Linked DNA regions of Homo sapiens: region 2 is linked to region 1. Evidence: chromatin loops called from intact Hi-C (ENCODE). Cell type or tissue: ascending aorta. All regions are shown on one strand. Each heading gives the region's core, and the rest is flanking DNA. Links, peaks and the distances in the headings are about the cores only.

Evidence for each region. Hi-C counts contacts between places; a loop is a spot of excess contacts. Peaks named below come from ENCODE experiments on the same cell type or tissue, not always from the same donor. Only the 100,000 strongest peaks of a DNase experiment are listed, where the experiment ranks them.
Region 2: a loop joins it to region 1, with 2.1 times the contacts of the local background. A loop is called at or near these places in 2 of 110 quality-filtered maps.

What each region holds. Positions count from the first base shown.
Region 1 is chr1:170,408,231-170,423,945 of GRCh38, forward strand. No RefSeq gene overlaps it. Among named protein-coding and RNA genes, the nearest start is that of GORAB, 120 kb to the right of the region's middle. In ascending aorta, for the core only: no CTCF peak of the experiment used is centred there; a DNase peak (open chromatin) is centred at 6,961; H3K27ac peaks cover 3,149 bases.
Region 2 is chr1:170,300,910-170,316,624 of GRCh38, forward strand. No RefSeq gene overlaps it. Among named protein-coding and RNA genes, the nearest start is that of LINC01142, 25 kb to the left of the region's middle. RefSeq lists an enhancer at 14,185-14,686. In ascending aorta, for the core only: no CTCF peak of the experiment used is centred there; DNase peaks (open chromatin) are centred at 6,662 and 8,892; H3K27ac peaks cover 2,087 bases.

The sequences.
Region 1 (15,715 bases), core at 3,979-8,978:
AAAATCTATTGTTTTAAATATCTACTTTTTGTGTACTAATTTCTGTCTTGACCCCACGTTCTTTACTGGGTTCTTGGTTTCTGAGTCCTGGTGCCTCAAAGAAGTGCAGTTATTTGAACAACTCACTACAGATTCATATTCTCCTGGCACCAAGGAGAGAATAGTAGTGACAAGTCATGAGCAAATCAGCATGTAATTTGTTAGGTGTATGAATTAAATGCCATTGCAACTTTCAAGGCCTTCTAAGTTCTAAACAAGTTCACAAAAATAATTTCACCATTACAAAAACAATCCAAACATCTCAAAACAGCTTTCCCTCAGTTAAATTTATTGTCAAACATCTTACAGAATCACTTAAGTTTTCTAAGCCTTAGTCTTGTCATACAGCAAATATACATAATAGTGAAATTGACTTTAAGGAATTTTTGAAAGAATTAAATAAAATAATGCAAGTAAACAGCTTACCATAATGAGTAACACGCTAACTGATCAAATGTTAGCAATTGTTACTATCGGCATGTAAAGCAATTGGCACAGTACTTGGCTTATGTGGTTGAATAAATTATATCTATTACTGTTGTTAATTTTTTAAAAACTAACTGATGAAAAGTCAGATTCTCGTTTTATTGATATGTATTACATATACATATTTTGGGGGCACATATGATAATTTGACATATTCATATAATCAAATCAGGGTAATTGGGATATTTATCACCCTAAATATTTATATTTTCTTTATGCTAAGATATTCTAATTATTCTCTTCGATCTCTTTGAAATGTATAATCAATTAATGTTAACTATAGTCACCCTACTGTTGTACTGAACACAAGATCCTATTTCTTCTGGGTGCATGTTTATACTCATTAACCAATCTCTTTTCATACCCCCTCCTCACTACCCTTCCTGGCCTCTGATAACCATCAATCTACTCTCTATTTTTATGAGATCCACTTTTATAAGTCACACAGATGAGTGAGAACATGTGATATTTGTCTTTGTGTGCTTGGCTCGTTTCACTTAACATAATGACTTCCAGTTCCATCCATCTTGCTGCAAATTACAGAATTTCTTTTTTTATGGCTGAATAATATTTCATTGTAGATAGATAGATAGATCACATTGTATACCACATCTATATACATCTCACATTTTCTTTATCCATTCACCCATTGACGACCACATAGTTTGATTCCATATTTTGGCTATGGTGAATAGTGCTGCAATAAACACAGAAGTGCAGATATCTCTTTGATATATTGATTTTCTTTCTTTTGGAGATATACGCAATAGTGGAATTCCTGGATCATATGGTAGTTCTATTTTTAGTTTTCTGAGAAACCTCCATACTGTTCTCCACAGTGGCTGCACTCATGTACATTCCCAACAACAGTGGGAGGGTTCCCCTTTCTTTACATTGTTGCCGGTATCTGTTATTCTGTCTTTTGATAAAAGCCATTCTAACTGGGGTGAGATAATATCTCATTGTAGCTTTGATTGCATTTCCCTGATGATTAGTGATGTTGAGCATTTTTCATATACCTGTTGGTCATTTATATGTCTTCATTTGAGAAATGTCTATTCACATATTTTGCCCATTTTTAAATCGGATTATTTGTTTTTGTGCTATTGAGTTGTTTTAGCTCCTTATATATTCTGGTTTTGAATCCCTTGACAGATGGATAGTCTGCAAATATTTTCTTCCATTCTGTGGTTCTCTTCATTTTGCTGATTGTTTCCTTTGATGTGCAGAAGTGTTTTAGCTTGATATAATCTCATTTGCCTATTTTTGCTTTTGTTGCCTGTGCTTTTGAGGTCTTACACAAAAAATCTTTGCTCAGACCAATGTCCTGGAGCATTTTCCCAACATTTTCTTCTAGTGGTTTCATAGTGTTAGGTCTTAGATTTAAATATTTAATTCCTTTTTATTTGACTTTTGTATATCGTGAGAGATAGGGTCCTAGTTTTATTCTTCTGCATATGGATATACAGTTTTCCCAGCATCATTTATTTAAGAGGCTGTTCTTTCATCATTGTATGTTCTTGGCTCCTTCTTTGTTGAAAATGAGTTGTAAGGAAGATTCTTTAATCAATAATTTAATTAACTCAGCCATACATCCCCCTAGAGTAGGCACAATACCAAATTATTTAGTTTTTGGACACTCTCTAATGTATTTTCTATCCTAAATAGATATTGTTAAAAGCATAGATTCCTATATGGAGCCTTACTTTTTGGTTAGGATTTGTCCATACATTAAAAAAAAATCACTGCATTCTGAAATTAGCTAAGACTTTAGTCAAGTACTTTCCCACCAGGGAAAAGACAGGAATTAAACTGAGACCTTACGCATTCAAATAAATGTTCGCAAGAGCTAAGGAATGCTTGGTGTGTTCACAACTAGTAAAAATAACCTAGGGTGAAGAAAGATGACTGAGTCATCTCATATTCCAGACCCACTTTTTAAAAATCCTAACTTGAAGGTCAAAAAAGTTCAGTAAACTTCTCATTTCTATTTTTTTCTCCTCCTCTTTCTTCCTTTCTTTGTTGCTTTCTTTCTTTTCTTTTTCTTTTTTTTTTTTTTGTACTGTGCCCTCTGCCCTCTGCAATTCTTGGCTCTTACAAGAGTAGGGGAAAAACTGCCTAAATATCATGAGATAGGTGGCCCTCAGGGGTACTTCTTGTCAAGCAGGAAGTGCCAAAGATCTTGTAAAATGTCCAATACAAATTTTATTTTGCAGACTCTAGAGGTTTGCATCTGGATACACATCTGCATTTTCTGGGTGCTGGGCCAAACTGAAACATTCAGTTTATCCATTGCTAATAAACATGTCAGCAGTTTCTTTGCTCTCACATCTGTTGTGAAAAATGTTATCTTTCCTGAAGTATATTTATTTTGTCTTTAATACCAGCTTTCATGGATTACAAACTCAAGATATGCCTTCAGTTAACAAATTCAAAAGCATATGCTGGAAGGTGCCTCACTAGAGTGATGAGATAAATTAAAGATGTATATTATATCTTAGATTCTGAAGAGGAAATCAGTGTAAGGAATAACGATGACTCTCAGGAAGGTTATGTCAATTGAAACAAGTTGCCTGTTAATCAAGTTCATCTCAAAATCTATTCAAGGTACTCTATGCATCACAGCAATTCGACAAAATGTTTTAAAAATTTATCAGTTGTTTCATTATTAAGGCTGTCTTCAGTCAAGCAGATGACTTCCTTTCCTAAGGAAACCACCCCCAGGTACTTGCTTCTCCTTCTATATTCTCTAGAATACTTGCTTTACCCAACTCACTGATAGTGGGGCTATTAGAGAATCAAATGAGGTTTTGCTTATTCAGATGTCTGAAAAAGAAAACTGTAAGTTATTATGTGAATGAAAAATAATTGCCAATATTTCTTCCTCTTTTTATTTTTTCATTTTATCTCATAGTCAAGTGTATTCATTTCAAGAATTCATTCCATCCTCAGCAATTCTATCTCCTTGTCTTCCCTTATTAATCGCTCACCCTGTCAAAATATTTAATCGGTGGGAAATTGTTATCTCTCTCATATAGGTAAAAATTGCATTTTTGGAAATTCACCAGTATGTAGTTTAAACAAGCAAGTAAGAAAATCTTAGTATCAAATGTATGGTAATGTGATTAGGGCTGTCAAAGGCATATGTGTATCCTCTTCAGACTCTGATGTTATGGATATTCCTAATACCATATACCACCCTGTCGAACCCAAAGCTACTTTCTGCCCAACTGGGCAATAGCCAATCTCTGCTAAAGTCAGGGAGGGAATGGTGTGAAATTCCTTAACCTGTCACCTGTTCCTTCAGCAAACTGTGAACTCATTTATGAAGTTATTTGCTAAAGGATTAGAGCAATATCAGAAAGAAATGTACCATTGAAGGAATGGTGATGCGTTAATAAAAGAAAAATCAAAGATCCAATAGAGAGGATCAAAAAAGCCAAAAATGTATCTTCTAAAAGTCTAATAAAATTGATCCACTTTTGGTAAGATTAAAGGGAAAAAAAGGAGGCACAGATGAATAATATTATGAATACAAAAGAGGACACAACTGGAGAAGGAACTCCGTTTAAAAAGATAGCAAGAGACTATCATTAAAGCCTCTGTGCCAATAAATTTGAGGAATTAGGTGAGCTGCACACATTATTAGAAAAATGTAACTTAACCAAATGACAGAAGACATAAAAATCTTGAAGAACTTTTTATTATTAAAGGAATTCAATCCAATTAAATCTTCTCACAAATAGAGCACCTGGTAAAGACATTTTCAGATAAATTAGATCAAATATTTAAGAAACAGGTAATTTCAATCTTACACAAAACTTTTTCAAATAAGAGAAAAAGAGGAAAACTGCCCAACTCATTTTGTGAAGCTTGTTGTAGCCAAGATATTCTTAAAGAATTATATTGAAAGGACTCACCACACCAGAAATCTTTCCTTAATATAAAATTAATCTAATAAGTAAATATGCTATTGGTACAGATATAAACACATAGCCCAGTGGAATGAAATACAGAGCCCCAAATAAACTCAGCCAAATATGGAAACCTGATATATAACAGAGCTTTTGTTACAGATTAGTGAGGAAAGATTAGACTGTTCAATAAATAGTAGTGGTCCATTTGCCTATTCATAAGAAAAAGAAGATTATATCTCATACTACACAGTCATACAAAATCCATATAGCTCTAGAGAAAAATTTTACAGTTTTAGAAAGAACTAGCAGAATAATTCGTGAACCCAAGGCAGAGAAGGATTTCTTAAACAAAATTTTTAAAATGCTAATTATGAAGAAAAGTAAAGAAATTTGACTATATTAAAATTAGGAACTTTTGAACATCAAAAGGAAACCCCAAAAAAGTAAAAAAGTCACAAATTCATAGACAATATTTACAATACATTATGAACAAAAAGCCTAGAATCTAGAATATAAAAAGAACTCATATAAATAAACAACAGAAAGACAGACCATTCAATTTCTTAGAAGTAGGCAAAATGCATGAATATGCATGTTCATATATTAAAAGAGGAAACAGGAATGGCCTGTCTGAATGTAAAAATGTTCAACTGCATTAATAACTAGGGAAATGCATATTAATATTATGAATGAGATAAAATTTCACACACCCAAATTAGCAAAAAACAAAAACAAAAAACAGTTGGATAAATCCAAGTTTTGGAGAGATTGTGGAGTAATGGGAATATAAATGGTACAGTGACTTCAGGAAACAGTTTTACATTACCTAATAATGTTGAGGTATAATGTTGAAAATACTTATAGCCTATAATGTAAAAATAAATTTATTCTTTTATACTCTGGAGAAAATATTTAATGAATAAGCCAGGAGACATGAATAAACATGTTCATAACAGCAATTTCTGTAAAAACAAATAACTGAGAATACCCAAATATCTATCAGTCAAAAGTAGAAAGTATGAATAAGTTGTGAAATAGTCATATAATGGAATTCCTTACTGCAATGAAAACTAATTAAGTAACATGTATTGATAAGCAATAATTTAACAAAATAGTAAGCAGGAAAAGCAAGTCACAAAAAGCTATATATATATATATATGGTGCCATGTTTTTAAACCTCAACAAAAGCAAAACTAAACATCTCTTAGGGGCATATGCATAAATAGTAAAATTATAAAGAAAAGCAATGGAATAATAAATATTTGGAAGGGAGGCAGGTGCAATCAGGAGGAGCCTATAATGGCTTCAACAACATCAACAGTATTCTATTTCTTAAACTTGATGGTGTACACACAAGTGTTTGTATTATCATTTGTTAAAACTACACACATGCATATATGCAAGAGTTACAGGGATGAAGTTGATTGATGTATTATTTTGTGTGTATTTATTTCAAACGTAATAAATATAGAAAGTAAGAGAGAAGATAAAAGTGTCAAGAATTTAGGATGTATTAATAGAAAGAAGATGTTAAGCTCAGGAGAACTTAGCAGGGCACTTTGCACCAGGACCTGGATAGACAAAAACATGCCAATCAATGACTAAGGGCAGTAAAGAGGTGACAATGAGCATCAAGGTTATTTAGTCCTCTCGGAGAGCAATTTTGAACTGAAGCCAAAAAGGTGTTGAGTAAGGAGCTAAGACAGAAGTATCTAAAGAGAGGCTGAATTTGGCCGGGTGCAGTGGCTCACTCACGCCTGTAATCCCAGCACTTTGGGAGGCCAAGGTGGGCAGATCACAAGGTCAGGAGTTTGAGACCAGCCTGGCCAACATGGTGAAACCCCATCTCTAATAAAAATAAAAATTAAAAAATTAGCTGGGCATAGTGGTGTGCGCTTGTAATCCTAGCTACTCAGGAGGCTGAGGCAGGAGAATCGCTTGAACCCGGGAGGCGGAAGTTGCAGTGAGCCGAGATTGTGCCACTGCACTCCAGCGTGGGCGACAGAGCGAGACTCCATCTCAAAAAAAAAAAAAAAGAGGCTGAACTTAAACTGGAGGTATGGTGAATGGGCAAGAATGACAGTGAGGGTGAAATAAACAAAGTCTTAATTTCAAGAGAAATTGGCATCATCAACAGGAATTTGGGAATTCGGGAACTCTTTCCTGTGGGAAAGCTGCATCAGAACACTGTTGCCTTTTAAGAATCCACTACAAACATTTCTATTCATAAGGGATCAAATTTTATGTTTATGTGGACCTGGAGTGTATAAAACACATTCTCAAGATGGTCTTTTATAGAAATGAAGTAAATAGACTAAATAGTGATATGTGAGTTTTCTCCTCCAGAAGTAGTAAAATAATCTTTCTATAAGGTTTTAGAGGACAGCACAAAAACACTTATTAGACGACCAAAGAGGGAAAATGAGTAAATCACAATCAGAATACTTTCATTCAATGTTTATTTTCAGACAACTATGTGAGTGAGTTTGAAGCTTGGCCCAGATGCTGAATAGACTCATGACCTTGGCAAAGTCACAGCATTTCTCTGTGCTCCAATTTTCTCAACTGCAAAATACAGAGTTAGGCCTTTGCTTTCTTCAGTATTTTCTAGTTCTAACACTTCACAATGCTAAGATTCATAAATTTAATAATTCAATTCCAATTGTGGTTTCCCTATTCATACAGAGAAGCTAAAAGAGAAAGATGCCCAAAAAAACTTTTACTTCCCCAAATTTCCCGTCTTTCAGTTTGGCTTAAAGAGACCTCCTCTCTATAGAAGAAGCATGTGCTGGCAGCCCAAAGGGCGATCATCTGCTAGCCTTTAAGTCCTGTCCACCTCTACAACATCACTGGAAACTGGGTACTTTATTCCTAAAAAACATTTTTGGGACTGGTGCACTGCTGGCTCAGCCTACAGCAACTCTCCATCTAGAAAGTGCCCTTCCAAGTTAGCAATAGAGGGCTCTTTGGTTTCAGTAAAGAATGCTTGAAGCTGAGGGTGAGAGTAACATATTTTTTTTTCTCTTTTACCACATGAATTTTTGTTTTTATGGCCTTCAGAAATGAAGCAATTTTTAACTTAAAAGCAAATATTTTTACTGCTCTTAAAATGCTAGCATTTGAAAACCAATATATACTTGCTGGCAAATAACATGGGAAATAGACATGCAGAGCCTTAATAATGATTGAATACATAAAGTATTTTTCTTTTGTTTTTATGTGACAGCTGGATGAGTTTCAACTTCCTGCTCACAGCACAGGCTCTGAGCTTCTAAATCTGGGGGTTTTCCTTTTCCTATCCCCCGCCCCTCCCCATCTCCCCATCCCCTTCTTGCCTCCTCCTTCCTTTTTGGGAAAACACAAATGTTTTTGATTACATAATAGCTGCAAACTTTATATCTCCCACTTCAGTTGTTACACATCATAAACAGGGGAGTGAACTTCAGACTCCATTAAGACAAAGGTTGGTCTGGATTGTTGGGAGGCCTTTTATGTTGGTATGGTGCGGGGAAAACGTTTCTTTAGAAAAAGGAAATATAATAGGCCTGGCTAGAGACTGCACTGACTACTAACCACTAACCACTCAGCCTAGAGAATGACAAAAACCTCAATTATGGTCAAGGCAAAAGTGAAGCCCGGAGTTCAGAACCAATACAGCTCCTGCAGGATTCACTTAACCTAATGGGAACTTAATATGTGGGAACCAATAAACATCAAAATGTTAAGCAAGGATAGAAAGAACCTGCATAAAAACACTGAGCATTGTGCACACCATATTGATTCGAATTCTCTCTTCTTTAATCTGGAATTTTCTTTTACATTTTCATTTACAAATAAGCTTCTGTTATTGCCATAGTGCCCAAGTAAACAATTTGGAACCTGAAAGGGCAAGACAGCACTTCTCATTCAGCCATCTACAAGTATTTATTGAGCACCTACTAGGTACCAGGCACTGTTCTAAATTCTTTTGCTACTTCAGTGAAAAAAACGGACAAATGTCTTTACTGGAGAAGACAAAGGCAATTTTAAAAAGCAGCATGAATAAGTTTATTATAGAGTATTTTAGAAATGATAAGTGTTATGGAACAATAGAACAACAAAGAATTATGTGGGAATACTGGCTCAGGTAGAGAGATGTGATTTTAAATAGGGTGGTCAGTGGAGGCTATGTTAAAACAAAAGTGACGTGTGATCCAAGGCAACGTTGAGTCATGGGAGAAGGGAGGATAGTGGTGTTTCCATATTTGAAAAAAATAACTGTTGGATAACATCCTCGTTTTTATTGTTTCCTTGGTAAATTTTTATGCTATCTGTTTATGTGACTCCAAATGATTGTCTTTTTACCTTACTTGTGAGTACATTTAATTCAATGTAACACAGTCATTCTTTAGTGAGCCTCTACTATACACCCAGTACTGTTTTAGGTGTTGAGGGTGCATCATTAAGAAGAAAGGTGAGATCTTTGTGGTCCTGGAACTTCCATTCTAGATAGGAGAGGCAAACACATAAAAGAACAAGATGATTTCAGGGAGTGGTAAGGGTTATACAGAAATAAATAGACTAACAGCAGGTAGCTGGAGGGACATCCCTTGATAGAGTGGTCAGGGCCAGACTCTCTGGCTTGGCCCTCAGATCTAAAGAAGATTATAGTGGACAGGTAAAGAGTTTTCCAAGTATAAAGAATAGGAAGTACCAAATCCATGAGAGTGAGAAGGGCAATCCATTGATCTGTTCTAGGAACAGAAGAAGGCCAGTGTAACCAGGGAAGGGAAAGTGGCAAGAGATCACAGTAGACACTTATTATGAGTTGAATTTTGTCCTTCAAAAAGATGTTGAAGCCCTATCCCCTGTGAGTGTGATTTCATTTGGAAATAGAGTCTTTGCAGATGATCCAGTTAAGATGAGTTCATTAGGACATGCCCTAACCCAGTATGAGTGGTATCCTTATAAAAGGAAAAAGTTGGACTCAGACACATACACAGGGAGAATGCAGCGTGAAGATGAAGGAGGATATTGGGGTGATGCATCTATAAGCCAAGGAACTGCAAAGATTGCCAGCAACCACCAGAAGCTGCGGAGAGGCATGGAACAGATTCTCCCACATTGCCCTCAGAAGAAACTAACCCTACTGAAACCGTGATTTAGAACTTCTAGTCTCCATAACTGTAAGCTAGTCACTCAGTTTGTGGTACTGTGTTACAGCAGCCCTAGCAAATGAATGTGAACAAGGACAGATCCCTAGACATTTAGATTTTAGTATATGTTTAAATAGATCATACTGATGTTGCCATGTCGTCATGGCAGTGCAATCAAGGAGAGCCTGATGATTTCTCCCCGAAAGGTCAATAGAGCTTTACTCTTTATCCATTAAAGACCAACCATCATACATAGGAGAGCTGACTTGATTTTTGAGTGTTGTTAACATTAGTATTTTTTAAAGTACCTTTTTGGATAGAGGTTTTAAAAAAACTAACATGCAAATTATGTAATATATAATTTAACCCCTTTTATGATTCAGAAGTATCCATTTCAGCTCACAAAAAATTTAAGCTCTCCCTCTCCCTCTCCGTCTCCCTCTCCCCACGGTCTCCCTCTCTCTCTCTTTCCACGGTCTCCCTCTGATGCCGAGCTGAAGCTGGACTGTACTGCTGCCATCTCGGCTCACTGCAACCTCCCTGCCTGATTCTCCTGCCTCAGCCTGCCGAGTGCCTGCGATTGCAGGCGCGCGCCGCCACGCCTGACTGGTTTTCGTATTTTTTTTGGTGGAGACGGGGTTTCGCTGTGTTGGCCAGGCTGGTCTCCAGCTCCTAACCGCGAGTGATCCGCCAGCCTCGGCCTCCGGAGGTGCCGGGATTGCAGACGGTGTCTGGTTCACTCAGTGCTCAATGGTGCCCAGGCTGGAGTGCAGTGGCGTGATCTCGGCTCGCTACAACCTCCACCTCCCAGCCGCCTGCCTTGGCCTCCCAAAGTGCCCAGAGTGCAGCCTCTGCCCGGCCGCCACCCCGTCTGGGAAGTGAGGAGCGTCTCTGCCTGGCCGCCCATCGTCTGGGATGTGAGGAGCCCCTCTGCCTGGCTGCCCAGTCTGGAATGTAAGGAGCATCTCTGCCCGGCCGCCATCCCATCTAGGAAGTGAGGAGCGCCTCTTCCCGGCTGCCATCCCATCTAGGAAGTGAGGAGCGTCTCTGCCTGGCCGCCCATCGTCTGAGATGTGGGGAGCGCCTTTGCCCCGCCGCCCCGTCTGGGATGTGAGGAGCGCCTCTGCCCGGCCGCGACCCCGTCTGGGAGGTGAGGCGCGTCTCTGCCCAGCCACCCCGTCTGAGAAGGGAGGAGACCCTCCGCCTGGCAACCGCCCCGTCTGAGAAGTGAGGAGCCCCTCCTCCCGGCAGCCGCCCCGTCTGAGAAGTGAGGAGCCCCTCCGCCTGGCAGCCACCCCGTCTGGGAAGTGAGGAGCGTCTCCGCCCAGCAGCCGCCCCGTCCGGGAGGGAGGTGGGGGTCAGCCCCCCACCCGGCCAGCCACCCCGTCCGGGAGGGAGGTGGGGGGTCAGCCCCCCGCCCGGCCAGCCGCCCCGTCCGGGAGGGAGGTGGGGGGTCAGCCCCCCGCCCGGCCAGCCGCCCCGTCCAGGAGGTGAGGGGCGCCTCTGCCCGGCCACCCCTACTGGGAAGTGAGGAGCCCCTCTGCCCGGCCACCACCCCGTCTGGGAGGTGTGCCCAACAGCTCATTGAGAACGGGCCATGATGACAATGGTGGTTTTGTGGAATAGAAAGCGGGGAAAGGTTGGGAAAAGATTGAGAAATTGGATGGTTGCCGTGTCTGTGTGGAAAGAAGTAGACATGGGAGACTTTTCATTTTGTTCTGTACTAAGAAAAATTATTCTGCCTTGGGATCCTGTTGATCTGTGACCTTACCCCCAACCCTGTGCTCTCTGAAACATGTGCTGTGTCCACTCAGGGTTAAATGGATTAAGGGCAGTGCAAGATGTGCTTTGTTAAACAGATGCTTGAAGGCAGCATGCTCGTTAAGAGTCATCACCACTCCCTAATCTCAAGTACCCAGGGACACAAACACTGCGGAAGGCCGCAGGGTCCTCTGCCTAGGAAAACCAGAGACCTTTGTTCACTTGTTTATCTGCTGACCTTCCCTCCACTATTGTCCTATGACCCTGCCAAATCCCCCTCTGTGAGAAACACCCAAGAATGATCAATAAAAATAAAAATAAAAATAAAAATTAAATTTGAGTGTGATGGGATGTAGGAGGCATTGGAAGTATAAAAATAAACGAAGCTGTGCTCTTGATTATCTTAGAGTCTGATGGAGAAGACAGATACATAAGAAATAGTATCAATCTTTGGCAGGGAATAGTAAGTAGAGGTATATATGGGCTCTATAGGAGCACAAATGAAGGACTCAGTGGTGTTTTTGTGGTGGAGCTGATACCTGAGCCAAGGACTGAAAGTGAATAACCATCTGCCAAAGAAAGAAGAAGCATCACTCCAGAAAAAAGGGAGAGCCTAGCACACCCATAGATGCACAGTCAGTTTCTGTGACTGGCTCCCCTAGAAACAAAAATGGTGACAGAGACCTGATGGCGAGAAGAGGGGCCTGGTCCCGAAGGTCCTCAGATGGCCAGCCAAGGCCCTTTACTGCTCTGTAGGCAGTGGGGATCCACTGGAGAGACGTAAGATGAGACGCACATTTGTCCATGTATATCAATCAGAGCTCTTCGGTTGCAAACAGCTGAAATCAACCCCAACTAAAAAGGAATTTTTAGAATTGAAGGAAAAGATGAAGAAACAGGACTTGGGAAGGATAATTTAAAGCAGCCCCAAGACGGAGATGGCAGGATGGTAGTGGATAGCCTCATCAAGGATGCAGCAGTTACAACTGTGTTCCTTGACAAAAAAAGTTATTTTGCCAAAATAACACATGTATAATACATGTGTACAAAACATCAAATGATATTACAGCAATTATATTGTAATAATTAGGAAAAAATCCCATCCTGATTTCAACTCCAAAGAACTACTTTGAACCATTTTATCGACTTTTCTTTCTAAAATGTATTTCTGTATTTGTAAGTTTAAAAAATGCTTATTCTGCTAACCAGAATTAAGCATAAAAACATCATTTTGTCAGCCATATGGAGAATAAGTTAGGGAGAGTGGTGGAAATAGAAGTGGGAAGATTAGTTGGGAGGTTACTAGGGTAGTAGAGAAGCAATTGTGTCTTGCTTCTATGGCTCTGAATAACTCCAACATTTACACTATTTCCAAATAATGCACACTGTTTATTTTGAATATAAGCAAGATGGTTATGACAGGATGAAATGTTTATTTATCATAAATCAAGAAATTAGGTCTATATCCAAAATAGTTGTAATGCAGGCAAAGCATGAATATATATTTTAGGGTTGAAAGAAATCCCTTTAACAGCAAAAGAAGTTTGGAATATATGGTTTTCTATCTTGTTTACCAGCAGAAATGTGGGCTGAAAGCTTTCATTTATTGACTGGGTAAACTTTTCAAGAAAAATGAAAACAAGCCTTTAATTCATATATTTAAACATGTTTAAAACACACACAAATATAAATATATATGCATGAAATATAAATATGTGTATATATCTGTATATATACAAAATATATCTATTTGTGTATATATATTTCGTATATATACACGTATTTGTATTTCATGCATATATATTTGAGACTGGGTAATTTATAAAGGAAAGAGGTTTAAATGACTCACAGTTCCACATGGCTGGGGAAAACTCAGGAAACTTAAAATCATGGTGGAAGGTGATTGCCATGCCTTCTTCACATGGCAACAGAAAAGAGAAATGAAGTGTGAGCACAGGAGAATCTGCCACTTTTAACACCATCAGATCTTGTGAGACTCACTCACTTTCAGGAGAATAGCATGAGGGAAACCAGGTTCCTCCCTTGACACATGGCGATCACAATTCAAGATGAGATTTGGATGGGGACACAGAGCCAAATCATATCATCTGTATACAATGTATATATATTATTTTCATAATCTACACCTTTGCCTTGATATATTCCTGAATTTTGGATCCCCAAACAATGTTAACCATTTAGATTCTGAAAGTCAGCACCAATCTGGATGACCACCGAAATTAATTAACCATCTGCTTCTGTAGGGTTTTGCTAGTGACAAACGGGGAAAAAAAGGACAACTGTGGTCCTAAGTTAGCCATTTCCTTATCTATTCTGCTAGACTTTTTCTTCTGAAGTCTTGATTATTTAAAACCTTATAAAGTTTTTGGACAAAATCCAGAACATGAAAAATTCCATAGGACAAAACACCAGATTTCTTCAGTGAATAAATGGCAAAGAAAGAGAACAAGGAGAAACCCAAAGTTTACAAGAGATATGAAACATAATCACTGCATTCAATATGTGAACCTTGTTTGGATCCTGATTCAGACAAAACAATTGATCAACTATTAAAAAAATACATAAGATAATCAGAAAAACATAAAGAGGTTTGATTATATTGAGGAAATTTTCTTACTCTTCATGGATGTAAAAATATTTTACTTATGAATTTTGTTAATGATACTTACGTTTTAAAGATACTTAAGAAAACTTTTTTTTTTTTTTGAGACAGAGTCTCACTCTGTCACCCAGGCAGGAGTGCAATGGTGTAATCTCGGCTCACTGCAACCTCCACCCCCCGGGTTCAAGTGATTCTCCTGCCTTAGCCTCCCAAGTAGCTGGGATTACAGGTGCCCGCCACCACTCCCAGCTAATATTTGTATTTTTAGTAGAGATGGGGTTTCACCAGGTTGGCCAGGCTGGTCTTGAACTCCTGACCTCAAGTGATCCACCCACCTCGGCCTCCCAAAGTGCTGGGATTACAGGTGTGAACCACTGCGCCCGGCCAAGAAAACTTTTTTTTAATGAGATGACATGATGTCTGGTTTGCTTCATGATAATTGGATGACAGGAGGTAAGAATACAGATGAAACAAAAGTAACTTGAGTTGATGATTAGTGAAGCTGGGGTAGGAGTGGGGAGGCTCATTGTGTTAGCCTCTCTACTTTTGTACATGTTAAAATTATTCATACTAAAACATTAAAAATGTTTTTTAACATACGAAAATCTCCCTTATCCATGGTTTCGCTTCCTGTGGTTTCATTTACCTGCAGTCAACCATAGTCAGAAAATATGAAATGAAAAATTCCAGGAATAAACAATACACAAGTTTTAAATAGCGGCCATTCTGACTAGCATGATGAAATAGTGTAGCATCCCACTTCATCCCTTCTTCATAACAGGAAAAAAGATGAGTATAGTACAATAAGATATTTTGAAAGAGACCACATTCATGTAACTTTTATTGTAGTATATTATTTTAATTTAGTATTTTGTTATCCATTATTGTTATTAATTTCTTATCCTGCCTAATTTATAAATTATACTTTATGATAATTTCCTATGTACAGGAAGGAACACAGTATATACAGGGTTTGATGACATCCATGGGTTCAGGCATCCATTAGGGGTCTTGGAACACAATCCTTATAGGGGTGATTACTTCCAATACTATGTTGAATAGGAGTGGTGAGAGAGGGCATCCTTGTCTTGTGCTGGTTTTCAAAGGGAATGCTTCCAGTTTTTGCACATTCAGTATGATATTGGCTGTGGGTTTGTCAAAAATAGCTCTTATTATTTTGAGATATGTTCCATCAATACCTAGTTTATTGAGAGTTTTTAGCATGAAGGGGTGTTGAATTTTGTCAAAGGCCTTTTCTGCATCTATTGAGATAATCAGTTGGTTTTTGTCATTGGTTCTGTTTATGTGATGGATTCCATTTATTGATTTGCGTATGTTGAACCAGCCTGGCATCCCAAGGATGAAGCCGACTTGATCATGGTGGATAAGCTTTTTGATGTGCTGCTGGATTCGGTTTGCCAGTATTTTACTGAGCATTTTCGCATCAATGTTCATCAGGGATATTGGCCTAAAATTTTCTTTTTTTGTTGTGTCTCTGCCAGATTTTGGTATCAGGATGATGCTGGCCTCATAAAATGAGTTAGGGAGGATTCTTTCTTCTTCTATTGTTTGGAATAGTTTCAGAAGGAATGGTACAAGCTCCTCTTTGCACCTCTGGTAGAATTCGGCTGTAAATCCCTCTGGACCTGGACTTTTTTTGGTTGATAGGCTATTAATTACTGCCTCAATTTCAGAACTTGTTACTGGTCTATTCAGGGATTCGACTTCTTCCTGATTTAGACTTGGGAGGGTG
Region 2 (15,715 bases), core at 6,580-11,579, 100 kb before region 1:
AATAATAGTATATGTGTGTATATATGAAACTACATAAATATTTATAATACTATACATAATGATATATCTACATATACATAATTTCATTTACTCTTCACTCTGTGAGTTATTGTTATGAATTTCATTTTATGAATGAGGAAAATAAAGTTCAGAAACATTGAAGAAGTTGCCTAATATCACAGGAAAACTAGGAGGTAGTGCTGGGCTTGGTATCAGACTATGCTGCCCTCAGAGCCCACTGTACTACAATATCACTACATAATAATACTTCCCTTAAAACACATATTTCTTAGCTTCCTGGGAAGAACCAGAGGAAACAATTCTTTGGGAATAGTTGGGTCTTCTAGATGACAGCTTAAACAAAGAAAAACAAGAAAGAAAATAAACTCATTAGCAAAAATCATTGCCATTTAAACTTTTAAAATGTTAGTCTATTTTATAGAATTGGATAGAATTTTAAACATAAGTGGACTTGAACATCTTTAAAATTGTCTTTAATGACTGAATTTAGTTACACTTATAACTGCAGGTAGGCACTTTCTGTTTCATGATGCTTCATCTTGAATATTTAGAGAGCTGCCCAGGGACTTGGAGAACATCCAAAGTATTGATTATTTAGTGACATTAAATGTTTTGGAAGTCTTTCCCTTACATGTCAATATTACCCTTCTGTGGTTTTTATTAAACAGTATGTCTTAAAAGACCTTCAATCTGGCTAGAATACAGTTTACATTAAGTTGATTGCATAATAAAACAATCACTGCTGATTGCTTGTGTATGCCAAATGCTTTGCTTACATTATCTCATTAATCTTCACAACAATACTTAGAAGTAAGTACTACTGTCATGTACATTTTATATATGCGGCAAAGGAAGGGAGATAATTTGCCAGGAAGCATTAACTAAAAGGGATAGAACTTGAAGTTGAAACCAAATTTGGTTTGATTCCAAAGCCCTTGTTTTTAACTACTAGTTAATACTACCTCTTATAAGCATATAACATGACCTCGAGATATATACGACCTAATTGTTGCTTTCTCTGGATTTCCTTCAAGAAGCAAAAATTGGGTAGGTGAAGTTAGAATCTTTGAGGAGTCCCCATCTCTGCCAGAAATCTGAACCAATTGAGAAATAAAACAAAGTGGCAGATCAAATGGGGGCCAAACTATCACCTCCATTAATGGTAAAGCCAATATTAAAGTAGTAACTTAAATTGATGGGCAAGTGAACTTCCTAGTATTGAAACATAGACAGAGTTGGCTTTGTGGACATGCCTTCAGGTGGCATGGGGCCCCATGCTAAAAGTCCCACAGTTGGGATTAAATGTTCTGTGGTCACATTGTTAAAATTCTTAACAATTTTATCTTTGAATTTGTGTTTTGCAAGTGAAGTTCAATGTGACAAAGAACCATGCTCTGGGGCTTGGAGCCTTGTCTCATACCCAGCCTTTACTCCTGCCTCCTTGCCAGAATGAGTTCTCAGCTGACTGCTCCCAAGCCCCCGCCCACCTGTCTTCTCCTTCCTCACTCTATAACCACTGCCACCCTCTACCCAGGCAGGGGCCTAGATGTGAGCTTGGGAAGAATCAAGAGTGAGTGCCTATATCCATGGCATCTTTTGAAGAGGCTTGGCAGTGGCTGTTCCCACCCTGAGCTGGCAGCAGCTTGGGTGCATGGTGGGTGACCAGCAGGAGGCCACATTTCAGGAGGGGCGAACCTCTCAAATCCCTCTCCATCATTCCACCACTCCAATCAAAACACTGAACATGACCCATTGTGGAGGTTTAAAGATTTTTGGGAGTAACCCATCTGCTGTGAGATAGGGCTGTGGGTTTGTAGAAAGGGGAGATTCTTGGATCAATTTTCTCAGGCTTCACCCCCGTCTAAGGCCTCGTGTATCAATCCAGTGACTGGTGAGAAGGGGAGACATTAGACCTAAGCTGTTGCTGTTTTCCTACTTACTCTATCTCCAAGTTATTTCAACCATGCTTTATAGTTTTCCATGTACAGTGTACAAGTCATGCACTTTGTTGTTAAATTTATTCTTAAATATTTTATTCTTTTGTATCCTATTGCAAAGATAATGTTATCTTAATTTCATATCCATTTGTTCATTGCTACTGAATAGAAATATGATTGTTTTGTATATCCTGAAACCGTGCTGAACTCATTTATTAGTTCTAATTGTTTTTTGGTGAATTCCTTAGGATTGTCTACATACAAGGCCATGTAATCTGCAAATAGAGATGTTTTTACTTCTTTCTTTCCAGTCTGGTTGGCTTTTATTTTGTTTTATTGCCCAATTCTCTTGGCTAAAACCCCCATTACAATGTTGAAAGGAGTGGTGAGAGAAGCCATTCTTTGCTTATTTTCTGATCTTAAGGGCAAAACATTAAGTCTTTCACCACTGAGAATGATGTTAGTTGTGTTGTTGTTTTTTTAATAGATGACCTTTATCAGGTTGAGAAAATGTCCTTTATTTCTAGTTTGCTAGCATTCTCTATTGCTAGTTGGAATGTTTAGCTCACCTGGCCAGCTTGAGGCACCCTCTAAGAAAAAGCCAATAAAAACAAATTGAGAATTTTTGTGGTTTTGCATAGGAGTTAAATGCTCTGATATTTTTGCTTAAAACTATTATTGCAGAATATGAAGATGAATGAAAAAATCATAGTAGTAATTATTTAAAATTTTCAGTTTACTTAGAATGACAATGAGTAGCAAACAAAAAGCACCAAGACAAGTTGAGAGTGAAAGTGGAAAAAAGGAAAAGCTTCATGTCTTCCTTTAATGGCATATTTTTCCTGATCTTTAAACAAAGGAAGTCACATTTTCACCTTTCACTGGAGCTCTGAAAATTAGATAGTTGGTCTTGACCCTAAAACTGTACCAACATATTCATTTGCAGCACTGGACTGGGACCAGTTTTCCTATTCTGCAGGAACAAAGCCAGTTCCCAGAGATAAAGAGATGAATACATGTACCCTGTGAACATTGCTCTTCTGAGAAGGAGAAAGGAAGAGACAGGGCTAAGCATCTCCAATTCTTCTCAAGAGCACCAATCAACTGAGTTACTACTTCCTGCCCTCTCTACCGCCACCCTTCCAGGAGTGAGCCAAAAGATGGAGAGAGGCCACAAGTGTTGCATTAATGCATACCCTTTACGTAAGAGGAAACACCAGGAGCAGGAAATATGCATTTCCCCCAAATGGGGGAATTCTCACGGGATGAGATATGGGTCACAGATAAATATATATTGCGTCAAATGGAACCTCTTCAAATGAACCATCCTTGATTTAGCTGACTTTGGTGGAAGTAGCAAAAAGGTTCAGAGCCAAGTTAAGATATACAAATGAATATTTCCTTGTTTATAAAATAAATTTATCATTATTTTACTCACATTCAGTTGGCCCACCAAACTAATAAAAGACAAAAATGAATAATATCTGAGATTCAATTAGGTCACTGGAATATTCATTCTCCAATTTAAGTCTGCTTATCGATACTGAAATCAATAAGCATAACTTGCTTCAAGCTAGGAAGGAAACTCAATACCATCTAATTTTTGCAGAATATCATATTATAACAGGCAAAGTCATCACCAAATCTTTACAAGTAAAGCTATCATCAATGCAACTTTTCTAAAAGGAGGTTGAGTAGATAGTTCTTTGTTTAGATGTCTTTTGTCTCTCTCTGAAGCTCTCATGGTGAAAAGAAGAGAGGTTCTTGAACCATTTCCTAGACCTAAGATTTAACTCTTGTCATCTTCTGCAATGTTTGACCTATTGCCTTTAAACTTGAAATGGTCCTATTTTCATTTATTTAAGGTATAAAATGCTACTTGGTTTTTATTCACTACTTCATTTGAATTTGTGGCAATCAAATGGTTTTCAATGATAATCACAATGCTTATGTTTTATACTAGGCTTTTTTTAAAATTAATGTGTTTTCCTACTGAAAAGTATTTTTATTTTCATTTTTAGTGAGTTACACCCTAATGCAAAATTAAAATGATGTGATAAATGCAAACTTCATTTTTGGGGTGTTTTTAAAAATTTTTATTGTTATGTATATAATAGTTGTACTTCTGTATGTACATAATAGTTGTACATATTTATGGGGTATATGTGAATCATTGATACAAGCATACCATATGTAATGATCAAATCAGGGTAACTGATCCATCACCTCAGGCATTTACATTTTTTGTGTGTTAGGACCATTCCAATTCCACTTTTCTAGTTATTTTGAAATATACAAATAATTTGTTTTTAACTATAGTCACCTTATTATGCTACCAAACACTAGATCTTATTTCTTCTATTTAAAAAATAAAAATTATCTAAATGAATAACAATTGATAAAAGAAAACCAAAGGACTCCTTCTTCCTCTTACACTCCCATTAGCCTTGGGATATCCTTGCTGAAAACATACCTAAAGGAAACTTGAGCCTAAATGTCAACGTCTCAAGCCCCAGGAATCTAGATCTTAAATGAAAGGGCCTGCACCCAGCACCCTTATGGCAACTGGAACCTTCAGGCCTGAAGTCAGCAGAAAAATGGAGAATGAACTCACCTCTAAAGGCAACATGTACTGGGGCAAGCTGGGGTGTGGTCCTTATTCCATTTTCTCACTGGCTTGGGCAAGGCATTGATTCGTTATCTATAAAATGGTAAGAGAATCACTTAACTTTTAGGATTCTAGTTATTATTAAATGACATAATTTAAAAGTGTGCAATATTATAGTTAGCCTATGTTCAGTAATCAATAAATAATCGTTATTTTTATTTCCTCTGGAATAGAAGCAGAGAAAATAGAAGAGGAGAAAAGAGAAAAAAAGAAGAAAACAATGAAAATAAAGAAGGAAAGCAATAGCAACAGAAAGGCTAGTGCTCAGGTGGAGGCTGCTGAGGAATTTCTTATATGGACATTGCTACAGTGTGAATATGATGTGTCCTCACCAAATGTCATGTTGAGGCTTGGCCCCCAATGTCATGGTGTTGGGAGGTGATGCCTTTAAGAGGTAATTAGGTCCTTAAGTTGGATTAATGTCTTTATTTTGAGACCGGGTTAGTTCTCATGGGAATGGAGTAGCTCCCTTGAGAATGGGCTGTTATTTGGCCAGGCTGCCTCTCCTGTTTGTTCTCTTTCACATGCTTGTTTCCCCTTTCACTTCTCCACCATGCTATGATGCAGCATGAGGCTCTCATTAGAAGCCACCAGATGTAGCTGATCAGTCTTGAACTTGCCAGCCTGCAGAACAGGGAGCTAAATAGACCTCTTTTCCTTACAAATTATCCAATCTCAGATATTCTATTATAGCAAAACAAAATAGACTAATACAGAAGTGAACAATGCTACAGATAGAGATTAGAAATAACACTCTCCTTTCCAAAGTGCATTATCTTCCACTGGCTTCCCACCCTACTGCTAATCTGGAACACACAATATCGAGTGAGCAAAAAACAGAGGGTGTAGAAAGTGAAAGATATGAGTCAGTGAGCAAGGGAAAATATGAAACAAGGGAAGAAAGAGACAACATAAATAAAATTTAAAAGTGTAGAGGAAAATGTAGCATAATAAAATAATAAAGAAAAGGTTAACTATTTTGGGTAGTAATACAGGTTAGCAGGCAAAGAACCACCAACTCTTTTTATTAATTCAAAAAAACAGGCAGATCTTAGTTCTGTTAGTTTTGACCTTTAAGTTTTGGGATTTTTTAAAGGTTTATGAGTAGGCTAAATCATGACAAATGCCTAATTTAAAATTGATTTAGCTGCCAATCCCCTCTCCTGTGAGAACCAGCTGCCAACTCTGCTCTAAGACAAATAAAAATACTTGGATTAATCCATTCAGCAACAGAAAAACATATCTCTTTTCTGGTACATTGGAAACAAAATAAATAAGCTCTGCTAAGAAGAGAGACCCATATAAAGGGAGAAGCCTTTTTAGGAAATTATTGGGTCAGGGTCTCCACTGTTGAAAGCCAGGAGGTACTGAAGGTAGCAATTCTTGATTGAAAACATGGTTCAAGCACTGGTCCAAGTGGGCTTTTTAGGGATCACATGTCATGGACACTATTCCATATCAAATATTTTCTTTCCAGAACACAGTTACTGGAAAGGTTTCTCATTCCAACCAATGTGTAAAAAAAAAAAAAAAAAAGAAAGCAACCCCCTCCCCCCCCAAAAAAAACACACGGTATACCCCTCTGATCCCATGCTAGCAGCCCTCCTGGGAACAGCTTACAAGATAAGACAGCTTTGCAACAGAGCACTATTAACTCTCTCCCTTTTGTCGCTCTTCTCAGTGAGGCTCTTTACTGGGGTGCAAATGCCCTATTTTGTAGAAGAGAATTGACACTGTGCATAGCAAATACAAACAGCAAAGTTATTCTGACAAACTATGTAAGCCAATGTCCTCCTCTTTGATCCATTTTTTTGTGTGTGTGTGTGCCTAATTGTTGGCAGGCCAATAAAGCTCAGAGTCTGTGGCACTGGAAGAAAGAGGTGCAAGAAGCCTGCAAGTTTATGCTGTCAGGGGAGGATTTCTGGATTCCCAGCATTAAAGGATTTGAATCCCCTGGCTGCTTTGGGAAAGTGTCCTGTTTGTGTTGGGGGAGTCCCAGGGCAGACTTCCATTACAGAAATTGAGAGATGTTGTTGCCTTAGGCTCCAGCACCTTTCCCAGGCTTGTTACATGCCATTCACTCATTCCTTCATTCAACAGATATTGATGAAACACCCCTGACTCAGAGCTGGGGAACATGTGAGGCCAGGGAAGGCAGTATGCTAGGAGTTGTCTTAGGAGATGAAAAGGTCACTGACCCTGACCTTGAATAAGCAGAACTGTGTCATGGACATAAGTAATGCAGATATTAAAGTCAATGTTAGGACGATAAATTAGAGTCACTGTTAGGACAACATAATAATAAAGACAAGGTTAACTATTTGGGGAAATAATACAGACTAGCAGGCAAAGGCCCACCAACTGTCAGAAAGTTTTGAGTCCATGTCCTAGACCCTCCATTTTCTAATACCACCTTGGGCATGCCATTAACTTCCATGAGGTTCAGATACAGAGAACAATGCTCACCTCATAGGGTTATTATGAGCCTTAAATAAGGTAATGCTTTACTTAGCACATTATTGTCTGTGTCACAGTAACTATTATTAGTATTTTGATAGTCTAATGTTAAAGCACATCTCTTTTCTTTCTTCAGACCCCTAAATCAAAATAAAGAAGTATAGCTGTTATTGCAGGGGATAATCCCATATTTAGTAAATATCTCCAGAAATCATTCTAAATAATGGAGTTGAGCCCAAGGCAACTTTGCCAAAGGGTCTTGATCTTTTAATGCCTGAAAGTGACTTATGTTCATTAAAAACTGCTTGTTGGCCGGGTGTGGTGGCTCATGCCTGTAATCCCAGAACTTTGAGAGGCTGAGGTGGGTGGATCACCTGAAGTCAGGAGTTCAAGACTAGCGTGGTCAACATGGTGAAACCCCGTCTCTATTAAAAATACAAAAAATAGCCAGGTGTGGTGGCGTGTGCCTGTAATCCCAGCTACTCTGGAGGCCGAGGTAGGAGAATTGCTTGAGCCCTGGAGGCAGAGGTTGCAATGAGCCGAGATTGTGCCATTGCACTCCAGCCTGGACAACAAGAGCAAAACTCATCTCAAAAAAAAAACAAAAACAAAAAAAACTGTCTTGTTTCCACCGTATTGCTTGGTGCTTTGTTAATATAAACTGATCTCCGGAGAGACTGATGCCCATTGTCTCTGAGAGAAGCCATGTGCCTCCACCCCAGCCCACTCTACCATGTCCAAGACTTTCCTTTCCAGACTATTTGAGAGCTGAGCATTAGTGAACCTCTTTAAGCTGAGAGGAGATTTGAAGGTTATCAACTTAAGCCCTACTCCATTGCATGAGCCAAACCATGTAGCAAGTAAGAGACTCAGGTTGGCTGATAACATTTCCTCTGAAAGTCTCATATTTTTTCTTCTTCAAATTTTAGCTCAGAGTTTCAGGACCCCAGATTTTCACGGAATAGGCCGAGTGACATTGGAGAGACTACCTGTGAATGACCATTTAGTAAATGGGAAAAACAGTGATGCCATTTGGGGGCTTCTTGTGTTGATGATGGCTGAGCATCAGAGACTCTGGGATTGGTGAAGGGGATGATTGGCCAGCCTGCTGGCTTTTGGAATGAACTATGAAATGGTATGAAAGTGTCAAGAACCCCATTGCTTTCACCATCTGTACAGTATTACGATATATGCATTTGCTTTGTGTGTACTATTTGGAAATATATTTCTACATATGCATTTATGTAAGAGTGTTAGCAGTAACAGCCACAAAAAGGGTCCAAGAAGTAGTGATTGGAAGGCAAGGAGAGGCCACCAAACCATCTCCAAAGCCAAGATGTAGAAAGAGGATGAAGTACTTTTTCAAAATAATGAATAATAATAATAAGGGTAATAATAACCAGCTACTACACTACGAAGCAAAGGGTTAAGTGGTGTTGTTCATTGTCACATGATTCTGGGAAAGAGCTGAGCAGGAACCTCAGGGATCCAGGGATCGGGAGGAGGCACATCTTGCTTGCACATGTGGCCTCTACCACAAACACTTCAAAGTGCCTCCTCAGACCGACATAACATTCTGACGCCGACTGTAAATGCCCTTGACACGCAGAGTGGAAAATATCAAACACTCCAACAGTCCCCCAAATGCAGTGTCTCTGCACTGGGAAAGGCCTTAATGAGCCTGCAGTGAAGGGAGGGAGGGGGTTTTGAGGGTAGGGCTCAGAGCCAGAGAGAGAGGAGGAGGTGTAACGGGTGGTTCTGATTTAAAGCTTGTACTGATACATGCCGGCGTGTGCAACTGGGCTCAGGCCGCTGTGAATCTAAATGCCCTAGGACCTTGCAGAACAGCCCAAGCATCAATTCCAGGCCTTGCTGAGTCAAGACCCTACTGAGACTGTTTCCCCTTGCACATTCCAGAGCATATGACTCTTAAGTGGAAGAATTTCCCAGCCCATAGAGCTGTACTTTTTCTGCAAAGGAAACTTTGCACCCAATTTTCTCTTGCATGGTCCCCCTCTATTCTTACTGATAGCACTTTTTGATGCTGCCCTCTCTTTGGTAAATTTTAATGACAGAAAACTTAAGAAGCTCTTTCATCCTATGAAGGCCCCCTTGCATTTCTGTAAGCAGGGAGTCTTTCCATGGGGGTCTGTTTGTATCATCTCCCAGAAAACTCTCACAAACTGAGTCAGTAGGTTAGTCCAGACAATGTGGAAGCAAAGGGTGGGTCCCTGCTTAATATCTCATCTTCTTTCCCATCTATCATTGGACCCATGTGCTGGGTTGGTTCATTCATTCATTCTTTAATTCACTCACTACTTTTGAAACACTGGGGCACATGAAATTCATAAAACATGTTTCTTATCCTTTGAAAATATCACGATATAATAGGGGAGAGGGACAAATAAAAATTAATTGCAAACTAGTGTGTACTGTGCTGCAGTAGAGGCCTGTTACAAAGTGCCAGGATCACAGGGGAGAAAGTGACTATGTCAGTTTTAGGCACTGGGAATCCTTCCCTTAGGAGACTATATTTAAGCTGGGCTTTGACTAATGGGTGCGATTTCACCAGGCAAAAGAAGCAGCCAACACAAAGATGTTGGAGAGAGCAAATCATGGTGAATTTGGGGAAGGATGAGTTTTGCGTGTTTGAAGTGGAGGATATGACAGCGACGGTGATAGACAAAGCTGGAAAGGCACAAAGTTAAGGGCATATGTGCCAGGCTAGTGCCTTCATTACAAAGTCTAAAGAGTTTAATGTAGAGCTCTTATTCAAACATAGCTGTGTTTTAGAAGGGCACATTTAGTTTTTGAGTGAGAGATGATCAGGAAAGGGGAAAGGCAGGAGGCTTGCTGTGTGTGACAGGCTCTGTAAGTCTGAAGAACATCATTTGCACACCGAAAGAGGAATTAACTTCTATTTGTTCCCAGGTCTGCTAAACTCTCCTGATACTGCTTCTCCCAACTCCTTAAAGACATAGCATCTAAATTAATAGTGTTCTCAAGGCATTCCTTTGGCCTCTGTTTTAGTCTTTCCAGATCATGTGTTCTAGGAGAGAGAACTTCGGGAAGTCATCAAAACCACTGGTTCATTATAGAGCTACACCCCAGGGGGAGTATGGAGGATGAAGTCCAGCCCCAGGAGAGCATGAACACATTCTTACATAAATATGGAACCAATGGGTAATTTTAGCCAGAAAAATGTACTGACTTAAAATGCATTCTGTTACTAAGCTTATATCAAATAGGCCCAAGGGGACCTGTCAGAAAATTTCTTGCAAATTATGTTTATGTGTTTTTAGATGGTGTTTGGGTGGTTACAGTTCTTCTAGTATAGTAACATGGGAACAGTAGATAAATGACTAATAAAAAATGGTAATGGAATCCCTTGTGTTAGTTTCTAAAGTTTTTACCTCTTCAGGGAATAAAGAGGAATTAACCCATGAGCAGGAAGGGTTCTGGAAGAAAAGAAGCAGTTGTCAGTGTTGTTGTTTTGTTTGTTTGTTTGTTAGTTTTACAAAATTTTAACTGTCACTGCTGGAGAAAAGACCCCAGAATGAAAGGATTAATTTGCTTGATGAACCCCAGCAGATTTTACATAATTTAAAACTAACTAGTGGGACCTGCTCTAAAAATATTACATCTTGTTTCTCCCCACAGAAAGACTGTAGGTAGTCAAAAGTGATTGCTTCATCTGGAATATTGGCTCTGATTAAAAATCTTTAGACAGGACTTGGTTATTTGTTACTGGAAACTTACATAGCTTGGCCTGCATGCACTGACCATATTGAACATACACTTTTGATCTATCCATCTATCTAACCATGTCTACCATTTATAGAATACCAAGCAGTGTGCTGAGATCTTCATATGCATTGTGTTATATTAGCCAGTCTTACAACAACCCCGTTAGATCAGTCCTACTATTAGCCCCATTTTACATGTGAAGGAATTGAAGGCTCAGAAGGATTAAGTTAACTTGCACTAAGTTAACTTGAAGCAACCAAGGAGTACAAATGAGATCCCAATCCAGATCTGACTCCATTACTCTATATAACACACTGATATTTCTAAAGAAGGACACTAAAAGCTGTTACCTGAGTATGAGGGCAGAGAAAGGGGATTGGATTTGGTTTAACATAATCAAGTAGCTTGGGTGATTGAGGAGTAGAACCAAAAACTCATCTCCCTTGTCTTTGGTCTGGGCTTTGCTTTTGACCCTCTAGAGTGTAGGAAGCAGGGGACTGTTATCCCTGTGCCTGGAGTTGAGTCTCCAGGTCATCTTGCAGAGCTGGACAAAATCACCACTGCAGCAAGCCCGAGGTCTGAAAGCAATTATGCTAGGCCTAAAAATAAATGAGCTGCAAGTAAAACACAATTTAATAATGTCTAATTTATAAATTCCCCCTGCTTTTACAAAGACACCCAGCTCTTACATGTGGAAGTTCTGTGTTTTAGTGAAGGGAAGTGAATTACAAGGATTTTATTCCTCAAAGAAGCTGCCCCTGCCAGACAACCTTTCTGTGAGCTCATTGCACAGGCAGTCTGCCCTTGTGCACTTGGCATCTTGCTCGTCTCTTAATTTAAATGGTCCAGGTGGGCAAGCAGAGCTCCTTGAGGCCCTCCTTGCTCTCTGCCACTGAGGCAAGAGAACAGCCTTACTGCAGTTCCCCTCTCTCAGCTCCCACTCCTGACAAGATAAGCGGAAAAAATAAAAGCATAAATTTGGTTTTGGTGAGCATCTTCATGTGGCAACCAGCCTTGCAAGGAGCCTGAGTAAATGTTCTGCTTCCTCCTGCACATGAGCTAACAGGCTTGAAAGCCTGGAAGAAATAATTCCCAGGTTGCAAGAGAACAGTAGGATGACAGGTGATCTTGTTCCTCATTTGGTTCTAACAGAGATCGTGAGTCCAGCCAAAGCATTTGAAGTCTTTGTCACCCTTTGAATGGAAGCAGCAGGTCCCTTGAAATGGTGTAATATCAATGTTTTGGATTGGAATAGAAAATTGAGATGCAAGAGGACATGATTATCTGGATGTGCTAAAGGCACCTCATCATTTCCCTACAAAAACATTCCCTTGCCCACATCTTTTATCAGTGAATGGGTCCATCACATACCTAGGCACCCACGTTGGCACCCTACATTCTTCTTTTCAACCTCATCTTCCAGTAAGTCTTGTTGTTTTTCTCCTGAATGTCTCTTTTCTCTATCTTCTTCTTTTCACGTTGTCAACTGTCCAAATCCTCTTAATTAATCTCCCCGTCCCGCACCCATCCTCCGCACTGCTACCAGAGTGATGCTTGTAATCAAGGAATAATAATTATCATTACAGCTAACATTTTATCTGGGCTTACTAGGTGCCAGGCGCCATGCTAATAACTTTGCCTCTATCCTTTTATTTACTTTGATAACATCACATCCTGCTCTGCAGTTTTTAATGATTCCTTTTACCAGAAGAATAAAATTGTAATTCTTTAATACAGTATCATGATCTGGCCCACTCCTTACTGTGATTCATCTGCTGCCACTGTCACCCTTTCACTTGGCATCTGCTTGATCAGGCGCTACTCACAGCTCCCTTCACACGCTCTCATTTTCTGTGTTTTTAGACTTGCTGGCTCTTGTCCTCTACCTGCACACCCCCCTACCCCAACTTTTAACCTTTTTTACAGGATCACTTTCTTAGATGAGACAGTTTCACCACTGAACACCTTGGAGAATAGTAAGATCTATATTCTGGAACTTTACTACTAAACTTCATTGCCACAAATTAGCACCCTCAACAGACTATGAATTCTACATTCAAACAATCTATGTCAAAAGGAAGGCTTTAGATCACCATTACAAAACCCAAATCACAATTTTTGCCAACAATCAATATTTAACCAGCCAATCTGGTGGTTGGGCTTATGAAAACACAGTCCTTAAGTGGCAAATTTTGCAACCATATTCTCTTGAGGACAGGGCTCTTTGCCTGTTTTGTTTCATGCTTTCTTCCCACTTTCTAGGACTAAACCTGGCACATTTTAGGCACTTGAATATTTGTTTTGTTGATATGAAGAGACACGTTTTTGGCTATAACAAACATTTGGATATGTACACTTAATTTTTCCCCATGTTTTATTTTTCATTTTTGATGATGATGAGAGTGTAAACATTTCTAAAAAAAAGCAATTTAGCAATATGTATCAAGACCCTAAAATAATGTGTATCCTTTGTGGCAGAGACTGCAAACTGCCTACCCAATATCTATTTCCCTTTTCTTTACTAAGAGAAAGAAGTACTTCTTTACTACAGAAAACCTTTATTTATTGAGATGAAAAGGTGTCCAGCTAAACTTCTACATTTCCCAGCCTCCTTGCACCTAGGTGTGGCCATGTAACTAAGTTTCTATGGCTAGCAAGATGTAAGTGAAATTCTGTGGGAGGCTTCCAGGAAGTCTCCTTAGAAGGTGGACAGAACACTGATGAAATCCCCTTTGCTTCCCTGTCCTTCCTGAAGTCTAAAACTAAGGTTAGACTGCAGAATCTTCTACAGCCATCTTAGACTCATTGAGTCAAACAGGGTTTATTAGAGGCTGTTGGAAATATACAGAATTTCTAAATGGTCCATGGAACTTACCAAGCTGGGGAGTACTGGCCAAGGACAGCATCCAGGGGAAATGATGTTCTGAGGCACATCCCTCTGTCATGGCCTGGTTGCTCACCACTTGGCACTTGTGACAGGAGAATGTCAGCTCCTCTTAAAGAATCCAGGCTCCTCCTCCTTGACACCATCCTTTCCAGAGAATCTCGCCTTTCTCTACTTGACCACCCCCTCCCTGTGCTCTCTTCTGCCTCCAAGTCTTGCAGCAGTGTGTGTGCATGGAGGAAATCAAATCCCCCTAGAAACTGGAGCTACCAGGAGACCTGGAAAGCATCATTCTCCTTTCTGCTTTTCCAGTCTCTGAAGTACAGGAAGACACATGCAAAGGGGACTGGAGCAGGTGTTGAAGAGCCAGTATGAGGTACTTCCCACTCTCTCAACTCAACATCATCTGCAGTTCTTTGTGTCAGGGCTGTCATTGTTCAGAATCAGCAGGGATATCCAGCAGCAGGAATAAATAGTGAGGTTTGTTTCATGCATGTTATGCCGAGGGAGAAAAAGTTATAGAGCCCAGGAAAGAGACGCTATAGAATCACACTTGGCATTTAGAAGACCTCAAAAATGACAGGAAATACCAACTACCAGCTAGGCATAATCAATTCAATAATTCTGGGGAATAACAATGGCCTCCTAGCTGGGCTCCTGCTCTGACCATTGTTCCCTTCTCTGCACAATAATCAAAGTGATTGTGATAAAACTCAAGGCACATCACATTTCTCTTCTGCTCAAAACTCCCCACAGTCATCCCCTCTCAGGTAGAGAGAAGCCACAATCTGCACTCTCCTTGCTCCCTTCTGGACCTCATCTCTCACTTCCTCCCAGTGTGCTTCCTCTTGGTCACTCCAGCCTTTGTTTCTCTACCATTCCAAGTACACTCCTACTCCGGCCTTTGCTTTGCCGCTTTGCCTGGAATACTCTCGCCAGGTATCTGTGTGGGCTTTTCCTAGGTGACACTTTTTAGGGAGGCCTTCACTGGCTACCCATCCCTTGTTTAGCCTCCCCTGTCCACCAACTTTCTACCTCTGTTCCTCTTTATTTTTTTCTTTGCACTCATTGCCTCCAATGTACCATATTTTTCAGACATTTGTCTTATTTACAGATCATCTCTTTCCATCTCCTAGAATATAAGCCCAATGCAGGTAGAGATTGCTGTCTCCTTTCTTCATCATTGTCTCCAAAGAAACTAGAGCAGTGCCTGGCACACAACAAGTGCTTCACAGATACTTGTTGAATGGATGAATAAATGAAGGTACTGGTTAAATTAAAAAGCCATCAGACTGAAGACAAAATCAAAGAAATTTTTCCATAGAGGGATCTAATGTAAGTGGGGTTTCTAAAGAGACAGAAAAGGAAATTTTCTAACTCCCTCTTCCTTCCAGAGCTCCTTGGGGTCAGGACTGTGGAGGGGCTGTCTGCCAGCCACCCTCTGTAGAGAAACCCTGGAGCCGACATAGTTGTGGCTGGGAAAGAACATTGGCCGGGGAGCCAGGAGAGCAGACTGCAGCCTCGCCTTTACCCTTCCCACTCATGTGGCCCCTGATTTTACTGATGGAGAAACTGAGCTTCTGTGGGTTCCTACTTTCTTCCATGGTGTATTGGCACTGAAGGAATGATTCACTGATAAGTGACTTATACTCCATGGGTGTAACTCCAGTGCTCAGGGGCTACGTTTTTAGCCTTTGAATTTCCTCCAGAAAGGCTCATGGCAGTAAAATTCCTTCTTTCCACCCCATGGAGTGGGGCCACATCCCCCAGGCTGTGACCTTCTGCAGGCTTACACTGACACTCAGCGCCCATGGGGCTGGCCATGGCCTGCCTCTTTAGGATACCGCATCCGGTCTGCTGCCGCAATCTTGCTGTCCAGCCTCTGTTTCTTCCCTAAATACACAAGCTTTCCCTGCACCTTTCACATGAGTGTCTTGAAGGAATCCAGAAACATTTTTCTTTAACCTGCCTGAAATTTGTTTTGGCAGAAGTTCTGAAGGC